Regions from separate parts of the Homo sapiens genome. Here region 2 is linked to region 1. The links are chromatin loops, found by intact Hi-C in ENCODE. Cell type or tissue: HCT116. All regions are shown on one strand. Links, peaks and the distances in the headings refer to the core of each region. The heading gives the core; the rest is flanking DNA.

Region 1 (8,487 bases), core at 1,901-5,900:
TAGCCACTCAGTGGTACGTATTTACAAAGTTATAACTTCTGAGAGTCTTGAATATCTGAATGTTTAACCACAATGTTATTTGCATCTCTGTTTCCTAATTCTAGGCTAGCTTTTTTTGTGAGATGTGAATCTTACTCTTGTGAAATATGGGATCAAGACACATAAGCAAAAGTCTAGTGAGAATTAGGACAGAGTAATTCCTGATGCGCTCTATACCACATTACCTGAGTTCAGGGCTTGGTTCTTTACTGAGTCACTTACTGAGTTCCTGGGTGTGTCTGTTATGGCCTTGGGAGGTATTAGTAATATAGAGAAATATTAACCATCAGTTGGCCCCACAGATGCAAAGAGGAAGATGAACAGGTGATGGGGAATCTTCTTGGGAGTGAGCTGATATTATAAAAGTAGAACTAGAATAGAGACTTTGTCACCAGGACTCTAACTAGCGTGGCATTAAACAAGTCATTGTACCTCCTCAAGTTTCTTCATTTATTTAGGAAAAGATATGAAGCAAAAATGTTTTCACATTTTTTAAATCTGGTGTTCCTATCCAAATCTCTAATACTGCTTACCAACTTAAGATTATTTTGATATGTTATATTCCTTGTTGAATTAGTTCGTGATAGAAATGATTTTTATTGTGTCGTGATATGTTACTTTCATCCGCATCCCTTTGCAACCATGTCCTGCCCAGCTAAGTGTTATTTATATGTTTATCTGTGCCTTCATTAGACTAGAATGGTCTCTGTCCTGATGTTCCTAATTTTTATTAAGAATTTCCTCTCTACCCTATCCCTGTCCCAACTCTCACCGTGAATTTTGTCATTCTTTGAATTTGAGTCAAAATTGATTTCTTCTTGGAAATAATATTTTGCTTAGTCAAATTTAATGACATTACTATCCTGGGACATTAAGTTGAACATTTCTTCTGTGAATAAAATGCATTACATGTTAATATATATTTATGTTTGAGTGTGTATGTTTGAGAGACAGGGCATGAGAGGAGAAGGACGGAAAGAGAGAGGGAAGAAGAGACGGAGGGGAAGAGGGAAGGTGGAAGAAAGGGAGAGAAAAGAAGGTGGGGAAGAAGAGGTGGAGGGGAAGAGGGAAGGTGGAAGAAAGGGAGAGAAAAGAAGGTGGGAAAGAGACAGGAGAGGAGGGAAGGAGAGAGAAAGAAAAAGATCTGGTTAAAATTGCACTGACTTCATCCTGCCAACAATTGCTGTGTCTGTATGGCAGTACTCTGTCTTTAACAAACTCGTGGTGCTATACAGAGAGACAACACATTCTATATCTATTTTATGTTTGTTGAAGCAAAAAATTAAAAAAGTATGAAAAAATGAAAATGAAATTGTTATATGAGACTTCCAACTTGGTTGCACACCAAAGTCGTCAGTAACTTAGAAATTTCAGATGTTTTACTCTGCAGTGTATTATCAGGTAAAGTCTAAGGATCCTCAGTGACTTGTATTTTTAAGAGACTTTATTTAAAAATTGACAACTGAGAAAAGAATTTAGCTTTAAAAAGAAAAAATACAGTTACTTATGGGTGTCAGTAAGTTTATCAGAGTCTTTGCATTGCTAATACTAACCAATACCTCTATTAATAGTTGGAAAGAAATAATTTAAAATGCAAGTTATTTAGGAGTGCATATATATATATATATATATATATATATATATATATATATATGTTTTTGTTTTTTTTTTTTTTGAGACAGAGTTTTGTTCTTTTGCCCAGGCTGGAGTGAAATGTCACAATCTCGGCTCACTGCAACCTCTGTCCCCCCAGGTTCAAGCGATTCTCCTGCCTCAGCCTCCCTAGTATCTGGGATTATAGGCACCCATCACCACGCCCGGCTCATTTTTGTATTTTCAGTAGAGACAGGGTTTCGTCATGTTGGCCAGGCTGGTCTCCTGACCTCAGGTGATCCACCCGCCTCAGCCTCTCAAATTGCTCGAATTACAGACATGAGCCACCGCACCCTGCTGGAGTGCATATAATTTATTTGATTGGGAGAAATGTTTTTGAGACTATTTCCTTTAGTCAGCTATTACTCTTTAGTATTTTTAAATTCTCTCTCTCTCTCTTTAAATATATATATATAAAATAAGCAGTGAGAAACAATTTTTGTAGGTACTGCACATGGTGTGTATAGTCCTCTGAGCTTTGAGGTAGTGTTACTGACTATGGTACAAAATGTAGTTCTATATATTTGGGGATCTCTGAAGTAGAATGTTTATTTTTTGTGATTGTTTATGTTTACTCATTCTTTCCTGTCTCTGGTTTAAAATAAAAACCAAACAGTTACTTATTGAAATGTGTAATATTTTCTGATGATACACCTTTAGTAGTTTGTTGGAATGGCAAAGCTAATTGTCATCATAAAACCTTGTCATAAAATACTGAGAATTCCTAATGCCTAAACACCTAAATTCCAGAGGGGTAGAAATTAGCAGTTTTACACACTCAGATGCCTTCAGGGCTAAGCCACAAAAATAACTGCAAAAACTCTGCAAAGGAGAAAGGGCAGATGGTAGTCCAATAGGGAATGAAAGGAACATGGAAGAAGAGATAACTTGACCAGACTTAAGGCATTCTTTAGGCATTTGTTATAGAGGTGATAAGCTTAGGACCTTAGGTACACATTGAGGCATCTTATCAAAAGTTAACTTTCATGAAAATAAGGGGATATTACTTTACTTGTCTGTCCTCTCAATGAGATGTAAAAAGTCATGAAGGTTTGCCATGGGAGCCTTTTTGAGATGATGAGTGCTGACATTTTGACACACTGACATTTTGCATTTTAAGGATTCTGCCTGCTGTCTTATAGTTGCTACAGATCCATCATGTGGCATATATTTTTATATCAATTATTGATTTATTTAACTAGTCACTCTTCAAATTATCTTGTAAAAAGTTGGGCGACTTTTATCCTAAGGACTGGAACTCACATCTGATTTTGAGTAATGAATTTATATTATGCAATTTAGTAACAATATCAGGTAACATGTATTGAGCACTTACATGTTAGGCACTGTGCTAAGCACTTTACATGCATTATCTTAAGTTGACCTTCATAGTAACCTTGTGAAGTGTGTCCTTTTATCCACATTTTACTGATGAAAAATACTGCGTTCACGTGGTAGGTTGGTCAGCGGTAATGAAGCAGAATGAAACCAAAATGCTCATAACTAGAAAGTGGTAAAGATTACATATTCCTAATCGGAGGTGTTTGAAGACCTGGTTGAGAGGGTCTAAGATTGAGATCAGTGGGTGTAGATGTGGAAGCATTGATTTCTAAATGAGTCAGGTAAAAAGTATCATGTGGTTGTTATTAGAAGTCAGAAGTCACTCACCTGGAACTGACAAAAGTTAATGATAAGTAGATGAGGTGCTAGTACCCAGAATGTAGACCAGGCCAGGAGGCACTGAAAGGAAATGCGTTTCTGAGTTCAAAGGTAAGGTAAATTTGAAGCAGGAAGAAAAGGAGAATCAGGTAATGAAGTTGTCCTTTGGCCTCTGCTGGGTTCAGCTATGAGGGAAATCAGTAAGTCTTTGGCCAACCTTATAGGTTAAAGGTATTGCAGGCCATTTATTCATTTAGCAGTTATTTTTTTAGTGCCAATGATGTATCAGATACTATTCTAAGTTCTGAGAATACATAGGTGATTAAAGTACCAAAGAAACCCTGCGTACCCTTGAATGAAGTTTACCTACAAATGGGGTTAATCAACTAATAAATAAGGAGTGCTAGCAGGAAGAAGCAAAACACAAATATGGTTGAGTAAAGGGAGCTGAGAGTGGTGGTGGAAGGTAGTTTGCAATTTTAAATAGGGTGCTCGGAGTAGGCCTTAACAAAGTGACATTTCAGCCAAGATTTGAGAAAAGAAGGAATAAGCCATGCATGTATTTGTGGGCAGAACACAGGAGACATAGGGGAAGCTTTCTTGTTTTTTAGAAGAAGAGCAGAGACCAGTTGTTGGACCCGACAGCAAAGAGGAGATGAGTAGAAGATGCATCAGAGAGGAAACATGGAGGCTAGATCTTGGGGATCCCCACTGGCCATTTTAAGGAACTTGGCTATGATTCCTGTAAATCAGGAATCTACAGGAGAATTTTGAGCAAAAGAGAGACATCAATTTTAAACCTGCTATATTTTAACAGTATACTTCTGGCTGTAATATTGAAAATTGACTGTAGGGGACTAAGAATGAGCATATCAGATATTACTAAAATAATTCAGGTGTGGGGTGATGGTATCTTAGATGGTCAGGTGGTGGCAGCAATGGCTAGTTTTTAGGTATATTTTGAAGGTAGTGAAACATGGGATGTGAAATAGGTTGAACAACATAAGACGACTTCAACATTTTTTGCCTGAGCAGTTGGAGTGATGGTATTGTCATTTGAGGTTGGTGTCAGAGGCCCCAAAGTTGGGATCAGGAAGCAGGCATAGAGACTGAGTTAAGGGGACTTTTAAGTTACGACTTCACCATAGCCTTTGGATGGTTGATCCGTAACCCCAGTCACTGACATCTGGCAACACACATGTCTAAGTATCTCTAGATGAGGGTTCACATTGGAACCCAAATAGACTGACTTGGAGAACAGTCCTGACCCTGAGGACCTAGTTGTAAGTAACTTGGATAAGATTCAGATGCAAAGGAGTGGGTAAATACAGAATATGAGATAAGAACATGACGGATTAGATGCTGTCCCAGGACCTAATAAAACAGGAGATTATCTACCCTGCTGAGAAGCAGAACCTCCCAACACTTAGTCTTTTCAAACAAACTTTTACAGGCAATTATTTCGCAATTCCTTTATGCTGGGTCAGGTGAGTGGAAGAAGGAGAAACTGGGAAGGGGTCACGTAGGAGGTCCCTTTTTTTAACAGGCCATTTAGATGGATAGTTTTGATAAGTAGGAGATGTATGGTGGAGAGCTGGGCATTTTCAGACAGCGGGGGAGCGTGAGAGAAGTAGAGTAGGGTGGAAAAAAAGGAAAGCAGAGTTGTTGAGAGAGGTTGATTACGGCCAAATTGTGAAGGTCCTTTGATCAAACCTTGTGGAAGAGAATAGTGGGAAGTCATGAGATGTTTTTTAGTGACAGTGATGTTGTGAAATCTGATTTTGGACATAATAATATTGTGTTTTGGTTAGTTAACACATACAGAAGAATGTAAGACAGGTTGTAACAGGCGTTGGGATAATGGTCAGCAACAAGCTGACAATAGGCTGAAGCTGACGTCCAATAGCAAACAAAATGTCTTTTCAAGGGGAAAATATATCTTCAATTTCCTACTAGAATAGAATGTAAATGTAACTACTTAATTCTGAATCTTAAGGAAAGTCCTTTTTTGTTTTAAAGCTATTTTTAAGATGTCTTAATCATCTGATTTTAAGCTAATAAAATTTATTTCTGTACAAAAAAAGTTTTAACAATCTACATATAGTTTAAGTCTACCTATGCTTATTGAGTCCCAGCTATGTGCAAGGCACTCTGCTAATTCATACAGATGGGGGGAAAAGCCCACTTCAAGTGATTTAAAGTCTAATATTTGAGGGATATGGTAAAAGATTCATAGGAAATATATAGGTAAAATCATGTGTGCTTATGGGCATCACCCGAATGATCTCTGTGTTATATGGGATCTGGATTTTTTTCCACCTGTTTACTCTTTAAGTATCAGGATTATAGAGACAATTATTGAAATTTTAAAGTAGCAAAAATATGATACAGATAAAATACCTCCAAAATATTTATTAGCAAATATGTTTTACTAGTGCGACAAATGTATATATAGAAGGTTTCTTTTTTTTTTTTTTTTTTTTTGAGACGGAGTCTCGCTTTGTTGCCCAGCCTGGAGTGCAGTGGCATGATCTCGGCTCACTGCCACCTCTGCCTCTCAGGTTCAAGTGATTCTCCTGCCTCAGCCTCCTGAGTAGCTGGGATTACAGGTGTGCGCCACCATGCCTTGCTAATTTTTGTATTTTTAATAGAGACAGGGTTTCACCATGTTGGTCAGGCTGATCTCAAACTCCTGACCTCGTGATCTGTCCGCCTCGGCCTCCCCAGGTGCTGGGATTAAAGGTGTGAGCCACTGCGCCCAGTCGAAGGTTTATTTTTTATTATTAGGGTACATACATTCCTTATAGTCAATATGGAAAAATTCAAGAAAGGGTTAAGAAAAGGCAATCATAATCTCCCAGTAGAGATAATCACTGCTATTGATGTTAGAAATTTTCTTACCTATTAAATAAATAGAGACATACATGTATACACAAGTGAATGTGTATGTGTTTTGATATCTTATATAAATCCCTGAAATAGAAGATTCAGATGTGTTATATTTGAGATCATATGTTGTATAATATTTTTAAAGTTGCCTCCTGTCTTTTTTCACTTAGGATTTTTCTTACAATAAAATAATTGGTTTCTTGTACTGAAATGCAATGGCATAACAAAATAGGGGACAGTGGGAGCTGCTGTGTCTCCCACAGAATTTAAAAACACTAAGATTGACTAGATGGCAGTCTGCTTTTGAGAGCATGTGCTGACAATTGTAAATAATATTAGTGATAATATACTCCTTCATTACTGCCACCTCCACCCATTTCTTACTCATCCCTCTACCTCTTAGCATACCAGTGCTGATATGGTGAGAGTCTCATGGTAATATTCCTTCAGAAATGAAGAAAGCCTCATAACTGTTTCTGTGTAATCATCAGTAAGAAAAATTGGTAACTGTACATTTTCTTTTGAAAATGAGAACTTTCCTTTGGGCTGTATTAATTTCATATTAATAATCACATTTTGAATTTTTTTCTTCCTTGAACTCAAACACAGGCAATAAATAAACATGAAAGGGAAAACATTGTCATTTGGCTAAATATCAATCCAATATACGCTGCTGAAAAAAATCTATAATCATAAAAAAAACTGAGTCATAGTAGTCATATTTCAACCTGCTGAATTCTGGAGCAGTTACTGAAAAAAAAATAAAATCTGAGGTTTGTGATCATGTAGTCTTTTTACAATTGGGCAATGAGAAATTGAGAAAGTCCAAAGTCACCCATTTGGTGACCATAAGGACTGACAGCACTCAGGCATCTGGGCTTCTATTCTTTTTTATTTATTTATTTTTATTATTTTACTTTAAGTTCTAGGGACTTGTGCACAACGTGCAGGTTTGTTACATATGTATACATGTGCCATGTTGGTGTGCTGCACCCGTTAACTGGTCATTTACATTAGGCATATCTCCTAATGCTATCCCTCCCCCTTCCCCCTGCCGCACGGCAGGCCCCAGTGTGTGATGTTCCCCACCCTGTGTCCCTGTGTTCTCATTGTTCAATTCCCACCTATGAGTGAGAACATGCGGTGTCTGGTTTTCTGTCCTTGTGATAGTTTGCTGAGAATGATGGTTTCCAGCTTCATCCATGTCCCTGCAAAGGACATGAACTCATCCTTTTTTATGGCTGCATAGTATTCCATGGTGTATATGTGCCACATTTTCTTAATCCAGTCTATCACTGTTGGACATTTGGGTTGGTTCCAAGTCTTTGCTATTGTGCATAGTGCATCTGGACTTCTATTCTATGATTATTGTATCATGTTGCTTCTCTAGTGGGTAGGAGAAATACATTTGTTAATGACACCAGTAACAGCTAATGTTTAATGCTATGTGCCAGGCAGTGTTTGAAGCATTTTATATATACTGATGTATTAACACATTTATCTTCACAACAGTTCTCTAACGTAGATACCTTTATTGCCCTTTTTTTAGAGGTGAGGAATAAAAAAATAATTTTTTCTAGGCTTCAGAAGTAGAAAATGACAGGTCTGGTATTTGAGCCTGGGTCATGGGCTCAGACAGACCCTGCTTGGGCTTACCATTATGGTGTATTACCTCTGATAGACCACTCCAGGCAGGCTCCATGCAAACCAGCTGAACATTCACAACCATGCTTTTGTTCCAGTATTATTGCATTTGATTCCTGGTTATCTGCCACATGGACTCCAACTCATAAGCATGGAGTATATGATGAGGCTTTGTGCTTTATCTCCTGCCTCCCTCAATTACTTCCACTCCAGGGCTACTGGACCTGTTCTGGGCCTTCCACTGCAGAAGTATTCCTTCCTGCTTTTGTTCATGATTATTTACCTACTTGGAGCATTCTTTCCCAACTTTTTGCCTCCAATTCATCTTTTAAAATCCATGTTAAATTATACTTGTTTGGGAAAGCTTTGTTTGATTCCCTTACCAGACTTCAGTTAGTCATCCTCTATATTATTGTCACTTTATTTTTTTATTATTTATTTATTTATTTTGAGATGGAGTCTCGCTCTGTCACCCAGGCCGGAGTGCAGTGGCGCGATCTCAGCTCACTGCAAGCTCCGCCTCCCGGGAGCTTCTCCTGCCTCAGCCTCCTGAGTAGCTGGGACTACAGGCACCCACCACCACGCCCGGCTAATTTTTTTGTT
Region 2 (8,487 bases), core at 2,320-6,319, 77 kb before region 1:
GAGGTTTGGGAACCTCTACCTAGGTTTCAAGATGTATAGAAATGCCTGGATGCCCAGGCAAAAGTTTACTGCAGGAGCAGGGCCCTCATGGAGAACCTCTGCTAGTGCAGTGTGGAAGGGAAATGTGGGGTCAGAGCCCCCACAGAGAATCCCTACTGGAGCACTGCCTAGTGTAGCTGTGAGAAGAGAGCCACTGTCCTTCAGACCCCAGAATGGTAGACCCACCAACAGCTTGCACCAATGCACCTGGAAAAGCCACAGACACTTAATGCCAGCCTATTAAGGCAGCCAGGAGGGAGGCTGTACCATGCAAAACCAAAGGGACGGAGCTGCCCAAGACCATGAGAATCCACCTCTTGCATCAGTGTGACCTGGATGTGAGACCTACAGTCAAAGGAGTTCATTTTGGAGCTTTAAAATTTGACTGCTGTACTGGATTTCAGATTTGCATGGGCCCTGTAACCACTTTGTTTTGGCCAATTTCTCCCATTTGGAATGGCTGAATTTACCCAATACCTGTACCCCCATCGTATCTAGAGAGTAACCAGCTTGCTTTTGATTTTACAGGCTCATAGGTGGAAGAGACTTGCCTTGTCTCGGATGAGACTTTGGACTGTGGACTTTGAGTTCATGCTGAAATGAGTTAAAGACTTTGGGGGACTGTTGCAAAGGCATGATTGGTTTTGAAAAGTGAGGAGATGAGATTTGGAGGGGTTAGAGGTGGAATTATATGGTTTGGCTGTGTCCCTACTAAAACCTCAACTTAAATTATATCTCCCAGAATTCCTACATGTTGTGGGAGGGATCCAGGGGAAGGTAATTGAATCATGGGGGCTAGTCTTTCCCGTGCCAATCTTGCAATAGTGAATAAGTCTTACAAGATCTGATGGGTTTGTCAGGGGTTTCCACTTTTGCTTCTTCCTCATTTTCTCTTGCTGCCACCATGTAAGATGTGCCTTTCACCCTCTGCTATGATTATGAGACCTCCCCAGCCATGTAGAACTGTAAGTCAAATTAAACCTCCTTTTCTTCCCAGTCTCAGGTATGTCTTTATCAGCAGCATAAAAACGGACTAATACACCGCTTATAAAACCATCAAATCTCATGAGACTTATTGACTACTGGGAGAACAGTATGGAGGAAACCACGCTCATGATTCAATTAACTTCCAATCGGGTCCCTCCCACAACACATAGGAATTATGGGAGCTACAATTCAAGATGAGGTTTGGGTGGGGACACAGACAAACCATATCAGAGAAATATGCTGCAATGTCATAGGGATCCTGTAATCATGTTGAGTCAACACCTTTAGTAAAATATTCTCACATTATTAGGGAGATGGCACTATATATACATAAAAGCTTCTGAAAAGCCAAATTGTTGAATTCTTACTTATCTCTTTCATATCAAAGATAGCATTTTATCATGTGCCTAATTTAGAATAATGTGTTGAATCCCTAAATCAGCTTTCCTCTGGAATTAATACCTGAAATCTATTTTTTTTAAGATGCTACATAGTGTTCTATCAGTGCTAGTACCTAACCTGTCAATTCTTATCCAATCAGGTGTATAATAAATTTCTTCTGTATGCCATAGTTCATTAGGGTTCTGCTAGATCATTGTACCTTTTTGCCACTCATATATAAAGGATATTAACATCATACGGCTGAGCATTTGAATGAAAGCAGGATGAACCCCCAATAAACCTGAGCTGATAATGATCAGGAGAGAAGAGATTAGTCCCTTTTTATCTTCTGATAGAACAGAGAGAAAGCACTAGAGACAGCTTTTGATTGGCCTTGCTAACAAATAAGGAGCAGTGGCATCCAAGCAGCAGCAGTCCATGGGCAGCCCTCAATGTTGCCCTTCCACTAACCCAGGCTCACATCCTTCGTGGTTGGTGTGCCTGTTCTGTCAATCCCAGTCCTGGATTATCCCAATCTTGTTTCCTTCCACTTCTGCTCTGGCCCCTAAATGGTATTAGACCAAATGCAGAAATGACTGGTCAAACTTCCACTGGATTCTTTTATACTCCTGTGCAATTATTTCATATATCATCTGCTAATTTCACACCGTAGTGATTTCCCAGAACAACTGCTTCCTTGAGTCTCTGGTCTTACTCTCATTTTAGTCCTCTGTCTGAGCTAATGCCTTTAAAATCCATCTGGAGAAAACTTCCAAGTTTCTCTCACTTCTATCCATCATAATTTTGTTTCTATATTTACCTTTCCCTTTGGACTGAGAAAGATTCCTCATGTTGTTTAAAGCTACCTCACTTGTAATAAACACTGATTTATTCCTCTCTCCCTTCTTAGATAACTTGTTTTCTCATCACTCCTTCCGTTTTAATTAGTAAAGTTCCTTTCTCTTTGGCATGCAGAGGTCTCTCCTAACTTAATAACAACAATGAAACCCCTCACTTAATTTACTTGTCTTTTCTATTTAACTATCTTATTTTATTATAAAATGCCTGAAATAGCTACATGGTAGAGCTTATTGGGCCTGGACCATAGATCTAAAATCTGAAAAGCCTAAGTTTAAGAATTTATATCATTAATGTAATTATGTTTGCAAATAGTTTTTGAGAAGGAAGAAGAAAATGTTTATATGTGTAAATATAAACACATACACATTTATACACATATCTTCATACATGTATATGTGTAAACATATACAAGTGTAAACACATGCACATTTATACACATATAAACATTTTCTTCTTCCTTCTCCTCTTCTTAATCTTTGTTCTTCTTCCTAATCTCCCTTGTTCATAAGAAGTGATGTATAAATGCTCATTAATCCATTAATTGGCATCAAAATACTATAAAACTTTTTCTCAATTGGACAGTGTGGCTGCTAGTTAGAAGAAAATGACTCTCAGAGGAGCAAACTCCACTCCTACGCTAGCCAGATGGTATGGCAATGAGGTGATGGGTTCCTTTTCTCCTGGGTGGAAGAAAGGACTGCACGTATGAACATGATGCAAAGCAAATAATCTAGAGGTGACTGAAGCATGACATCACAGTGAGCCTATAAAGCCACATATACAGTTTGCTCAATGGGACAAAGTCTTTATTAATACAATTATAATTTAATAAATATAACATTGTTTTATTACTCTTTTGATTATCATTTACTGATGGTATCTGGAACACGGAATTTGACATATGAACACTCAATATACATATGACAAAGACAAAAGTACAAGGAAGAAAATGAAGAAATAACACCGGCATGATGCCAATGATATGGGAATTTATTATCAGAGTCAATAAGTCAATTCTCTTTATCTTTAGGACCTGAACTTGGACAATATTCAGGTTCATAGATAGATGCAACATTTACTATGTTATTCAAAGTGGGAAATTTTATGAGCAAAAGTAGCAAAAGATTTAAACAAAAACTGTGTTATAAAAATTGTCACTCAACTTAGAGCATTAGTGCTAACTGTGCAGGCACTAAGAACATAGGAGCCTGTTGATATTTTTCTCATCTTTTACTGCAGATTTAAAAGTAAAATATTCAAACATTCAAATAACAACAATAAGTAAGTTCCAATATTTACTAGTCAGTTTCTAGCATGTAGTAAACCATAGAGACCCTACTAGCTGAATAACTTGGAATGGACTACTTTCCTGCTCTACCAACAAGGGCCTTGTTAGTGTGGCTATTCACAAAGATGGGGAATATATTTTTCTTTTCAATTTATATTTTTAAATATGCACATATGCCAGACACTGAGCTATATCCTAGAGATATACTCAATAAGGCAGAATCTGCCCTTGAAGATTTACAGTGGTGCAGAATATGAGACAGGCTATTCTTCAGTTTCAGTCTTATGCACTAATATATACATATACATTTTAAAAATTATCTCATTTAAATTATTCATCACATCATTTCCCTCCATTGGTGCAGAAAATTAATCAAAGAGATTGAGGAAGAGAGAAACAGATTTAAAGCCAGATTTTATTAGATACAACTTAAAAATTATTAAAATATTGATTTACTCATCATTAAAAATATCTCTTTCCAGGAAATCCAAAGTCTTGCACTGTAACAAAGGAATTGCCTCATCTGTCAGTCAATTACACTCAACTCATTGAGAACATATGCCAATCATATCCCCATGCATAACAATCAATCAATCAACTAAAAAGTAACTGTACAGTGCATACAATGTAGGCAAAATGCCAAAACTCTCTTTTTTTATTGGCATTATTGGAGGTATTTGAATTTTTAAATGGAAAGTTACCAGTATGTAACCCTTTTTGGAATGTTAGCTGTCAGCCATCATGAAACAAATACAGCACAAGAGCTAGAAAGACCACACTGTTATCATAATCTCCATTAAAAGCAAAATGATAGTTCCTTCAGCATTGAATCATTACCTTATATGGCTTACAGTCAGTAAACTCTACTCACCAATATAATATTTCATGTATCTCCAGGCTTTTGTTGAAAGCCTTGCAACTGCGATGTCCTATCCATCTTACCCTGAAAATGTTAATTATGAAATTAGAGCTTACAAAGCTATGCCTGCCAGTAGAGTCATGTGATATCATGATGTCACATACCAGTAACTGAGCTTTGGTGTTTATGACTCATACAAGTAATCCATAATAAATCAGGCAGGCAGGGCTATTTGTGAGTCATTTAGCTATAAGATTTCCTTCTTGCTTGCTGAATGTTCCTGAAGAATTTGCATCTCATATATGTTGTACATGGTTCACATTAATAAATTCATTGATTTAAAAATCTATGTTGCTAAGCAAAACCTTATATCAATCAGTGGTTGATTGAACTTGAGGACTGAGTTCCTTTTTTCCTTTTAAATATATGCAATAAAGGAAAGCAATAATATTAGTCCCAGAAAAATTTGTAGTCTTTCCTTAAAATTTGTGAATAACAACAGAAGTAAACCTGAATTATAAGAAGACATAAATTTTAATCTGAATTAGAATGTATCAATCATGTTCTAGAAACATATTATTCTGGAAGATGAGATAAATGGATCACTACAGGAATGTGTAATAGCCAACTTAATACTTGGCAATGTTACTTCATTCAAACATTCCATTGACCTCATACACAATACATGATTTTTCTTTAAGTACAGACTGCTCACCTAGATTTACCAACAGATTTAGATCTATTATTTATTCAAAGAAAACACAACGACCACAAAGATTACATGAAATTATTTTAATTCTACTGTTCTCTGTGATCTTTCTGTAAGACTAAACAATAAGTCAATAAAATTTGTCTGTGGTAAAACAAGGTTAATAATATGGCACTGCCTAATAGAAATGCTTGAGAATTAGCTAACTACTTGCCTTAAAGTACACATAATATTTTAAATAAAAAGACTATGACCTTAATGTAGTTTAGAAACCACAGGAAAAGTACTAGCTACATATATTTATACATAATTATTAAGATCATTATCTTCTATTCTGTCTTACTTGACAAGGGATTGAAGAAGGAAAATTCAATTCCACTATGCAATTTTTGTGATATTAGATTGGCAAAATTCTAACACTCAAGACAACTCTGTCCTTGGTGCTTCACTAGTGCCTCCTTCCTCAATCTTCAGCACTGCTGAGATATGCTTTTTCCTTTCTCCACTTACTTTCAAAAGCCAAGAGTCTGAGTCATTGCAGCAGGACTCGTGGTAAGGGCTGAATATGTATTGTGATTTTAGGGGGTTGAAAAGTCCTGCTGTCAGAATTCTGTACCTTTACAGTGCCATAAATGCTAGCATCCAGGTCACCTCTGTGAATCAAACCCTCTCTCTAATTGGCTTCTAGTAAAATGCATGCAAGTTGATATGGTGAAGATGAGGCGCCTGGAGAAAAAGTACTCATTAGCACACACCTCGACCACACCTTTGAAAAAAGAGCAGAAGCTTGAGTGCACATAATACAGAAGAACTACAATTGGATGACCTGTGCTTGGAGTGCCACTTAGGGAAGGCAAGACAGATAAGGCAAAAATGAGGTTGGCTATTGGCATGATAGGGAGGAACTAAACCATTCAGATAAGGCCCTGGAAAGAGAACTGCCTAGGAAGTTGACTGGAGAATTGTGGCCAACTCGTATACCACACGTCTAAATCAAGTTCTCACTTCTAAAGGGTGTAAAGCTCACCCAGGAATCTCTTAATTAGAATGCATGTAATTGAATTCCAACAAAGAAAGGGTGTTGCCATTTGAATAGGAATCAGTGTAAACTGACTTAGGTAGCAAATGTCACAGCATTTTTAGGATTCTTTCAGGCATTTATAATACTCTTGAGTTTTACATAGTTAAACTTAATATATAAATATGAAGATGAAACTAATTTGCTCTAAATTATTATTTTATAAGTTAAAAGTAAACTACATCAAACACAGCAAAATAATAATAGAAGTGGATGAATTCAGGACAAAGCAGGTCAAAAGAGATAAGGTGACCTAGTACTACAGAGTCAAGCAGACCAGGAATTGAATCCTAGTAACTCATCCTACTTGAAGTCTTAGTTTACTAACCTGTAAAATAGGTAAAATAAGATCTACCCATTAGGGTTATACATGAATTGACTAGCAAAGTGCTCAGTGAAATAGTAACCATCATTAGACAATTATTATTATTGTTGTTGCTACTACTGTAACCAGTATATACAATAAGGGCAAGACGTTTTCAAAGAAAGTATACAATTCTGTGAACTTTGGCACTCCGACACAGTTTTGAGGAAGAGACTGGGGTTGTGCTGTTGTTTGAATTTTGAGTAGATTATATGCGAAGAGAGGATTCTGTTAGTGGGAGGAGGTTTCATTTCATGAAAGAGGAAATGGTATAGTAGTTGAGCAGGCAGAAATAGCTCTGACTTTTTTTTTTTTTTTTTTTTTTTGAAACAGAGTCTCTCTCTGTTACCCAGGCTGGAGTGCAGTGGCATGATCTCAGCTCACTGCAAACTCCGCCTCCCGGGTTCAAGCAATTTCTGGCTAACTTTTGTATTTTTAGTAGAGGTGGGGTTTCACCATGTTGGCCAGGCTGGTCTTGAACTCCTGATCTCAAGTGATCCGTCTGCCTTGGCCTCCCAAAGTGCTGGGATTACAGGCACGAGCCACCGTGCCTGGCCTCTCTGACATGATTTAAAGAGATAGTGAGTAGACTGATTTAATAAGAAAACAATTTTAAGTAGGCATGGGTAATATGGGAGAAAGGGTAAGTTGGGGCCTGATTTTAAATGATTCTGATTATCTATAAATGATCCTGAATATCTGCCAGCCCTTAGGCTTTTTTCTATGGACAATTGATAATGGCTTGGGTTATGATTAATAGGCCAGAGTGAGATGCTTGGTCATAGTCTGTTGGGCTATTCTCAATGCTGACATTTTAAATGGGTTATCAAAGACCTAGCCTACATAAGTAGCCAAAGAGTTACTCCAGAGCCAGAGAATTGAGAGTTCCATTCTATTCTTCACTGCGCAGATCACACTGGAAGCAGGGGACATGTTCACAAACGATTAAACATGATAATTAGAAAACTAGAAACTTTGTCATCAAAAGGTCTGTGGAAAGGGCTGGGTGTTGTCAAACAAAAAGCTTATAGGCACTTTTTGATATCTGACAGAAAGGTTTTATTTCTGCCTATGAGCATAGGACAAATTGCAAAAGAATTCACTTTTCAGAATAACTGGTGTTCCAAAATAAAAAGAGGAGTTATTTATACTCTATTACATAGCATAAATATTGTATCTTGTGTTTTCTGTAGCTAATAGTATATTATATTCTAGTAATTCTACTCTGTATTTATATTTCAAATAATTATTTAAAGTAAAAAATGTTAATTGGATAACATTTCAGTCATTTTGATATAGACCAGGCATTTCTGTGCTTGATAATAAGAGAAAGGAATTTTCTGGTATGTAGCATGATTCAAAGCTATCTGAGTCTGTTTGTAAACTGTGTCTTTAAGGAATGTAAGACATTTAGAAATACAAATCCTTCTGAGCTATGGAATGTGACAGGCTCAATGTCCAACCAGGGATGGGCTAAGCTAATAGCAAAACATCGATGTTTTCTTTTTTTTCAAATTCTATATGTTTAGCTTGGGAAGTGAATATTTAGGAAGGCCATGTTTAGCAAATGTTCAAGTAATTAACAGGCTGTCATGTGGAAAAGGATAGACTTATCCTTTGTAGTGTCACAGAGTAGAACTAGTTCTGTGGGTAAAAGACACAAAAAGACCAATTTTAGCTTTGCATAAAAAAATTGTATAAAATTGGCTGAAAATAGCTTAGCTTGCTTCGTGAAGATGGGAATATTAATGCCAAATGTGGGTGATCAGTAATTTGTGAAGCAGGAAGGAGCTATCAATTAACTAATTCAGTAATTTTCATTCTGCTTGCATATTAGCATTACCAGAAAGGTTTTTGTAAAGCTACACTGACACCAGGGTCCCACCTCAGATCAATTCAGCAGAACCCCTGGTGTAAAGTC

The links. Hi-C counts contacts between places; a loop is a spot of excess contacts. Peaks named below come from ENCODE experiments on the same cell type or tissue, not always from the same donor. Only the 100,000 strongest peaks of a DNase experiment are listed, where the experiment ranks them.
Region 2: a loop joins it to region 1, with 1.9 times the contacts of the local background. A loop is called at or near these places in 1 of 110 quality-filtered maps.

What each region holds. Positions count from the first base shown.
Region 1 is chr6:54,874,628-54,883,114 of GRCh38, forward strand. All of the region lies in intron 2 of FAM83B (family with sequence similarity 83 member B), which reads left to right. Among named protein-coding and RNA genes, the nearest start is that of FAM83B, 32 kb to the left of the region's middle. In HCT116, for the core only: a CTCF peak has its summit at 4,271; a DNase peak (open chromatin) is centred at 4,286; H3K27ac peaks cover 1,551 bases.
Region 2 is chr6:54,797,310-54,805,796 of GRCh38, forward strand. LOC107986606 (a long non-coding RNA gene) reads right to left here and starts at 4,522. Exons shown (of 3, transcript XR_001744176.3): 1 at 4,428-4,522. In HCT116, for the core only: no CTCF peak of the experiment used is centred there; DNase peaks (open chromatin) are centred at 4,612 and 5,622; H3K4me3 peaks cover 555 bases.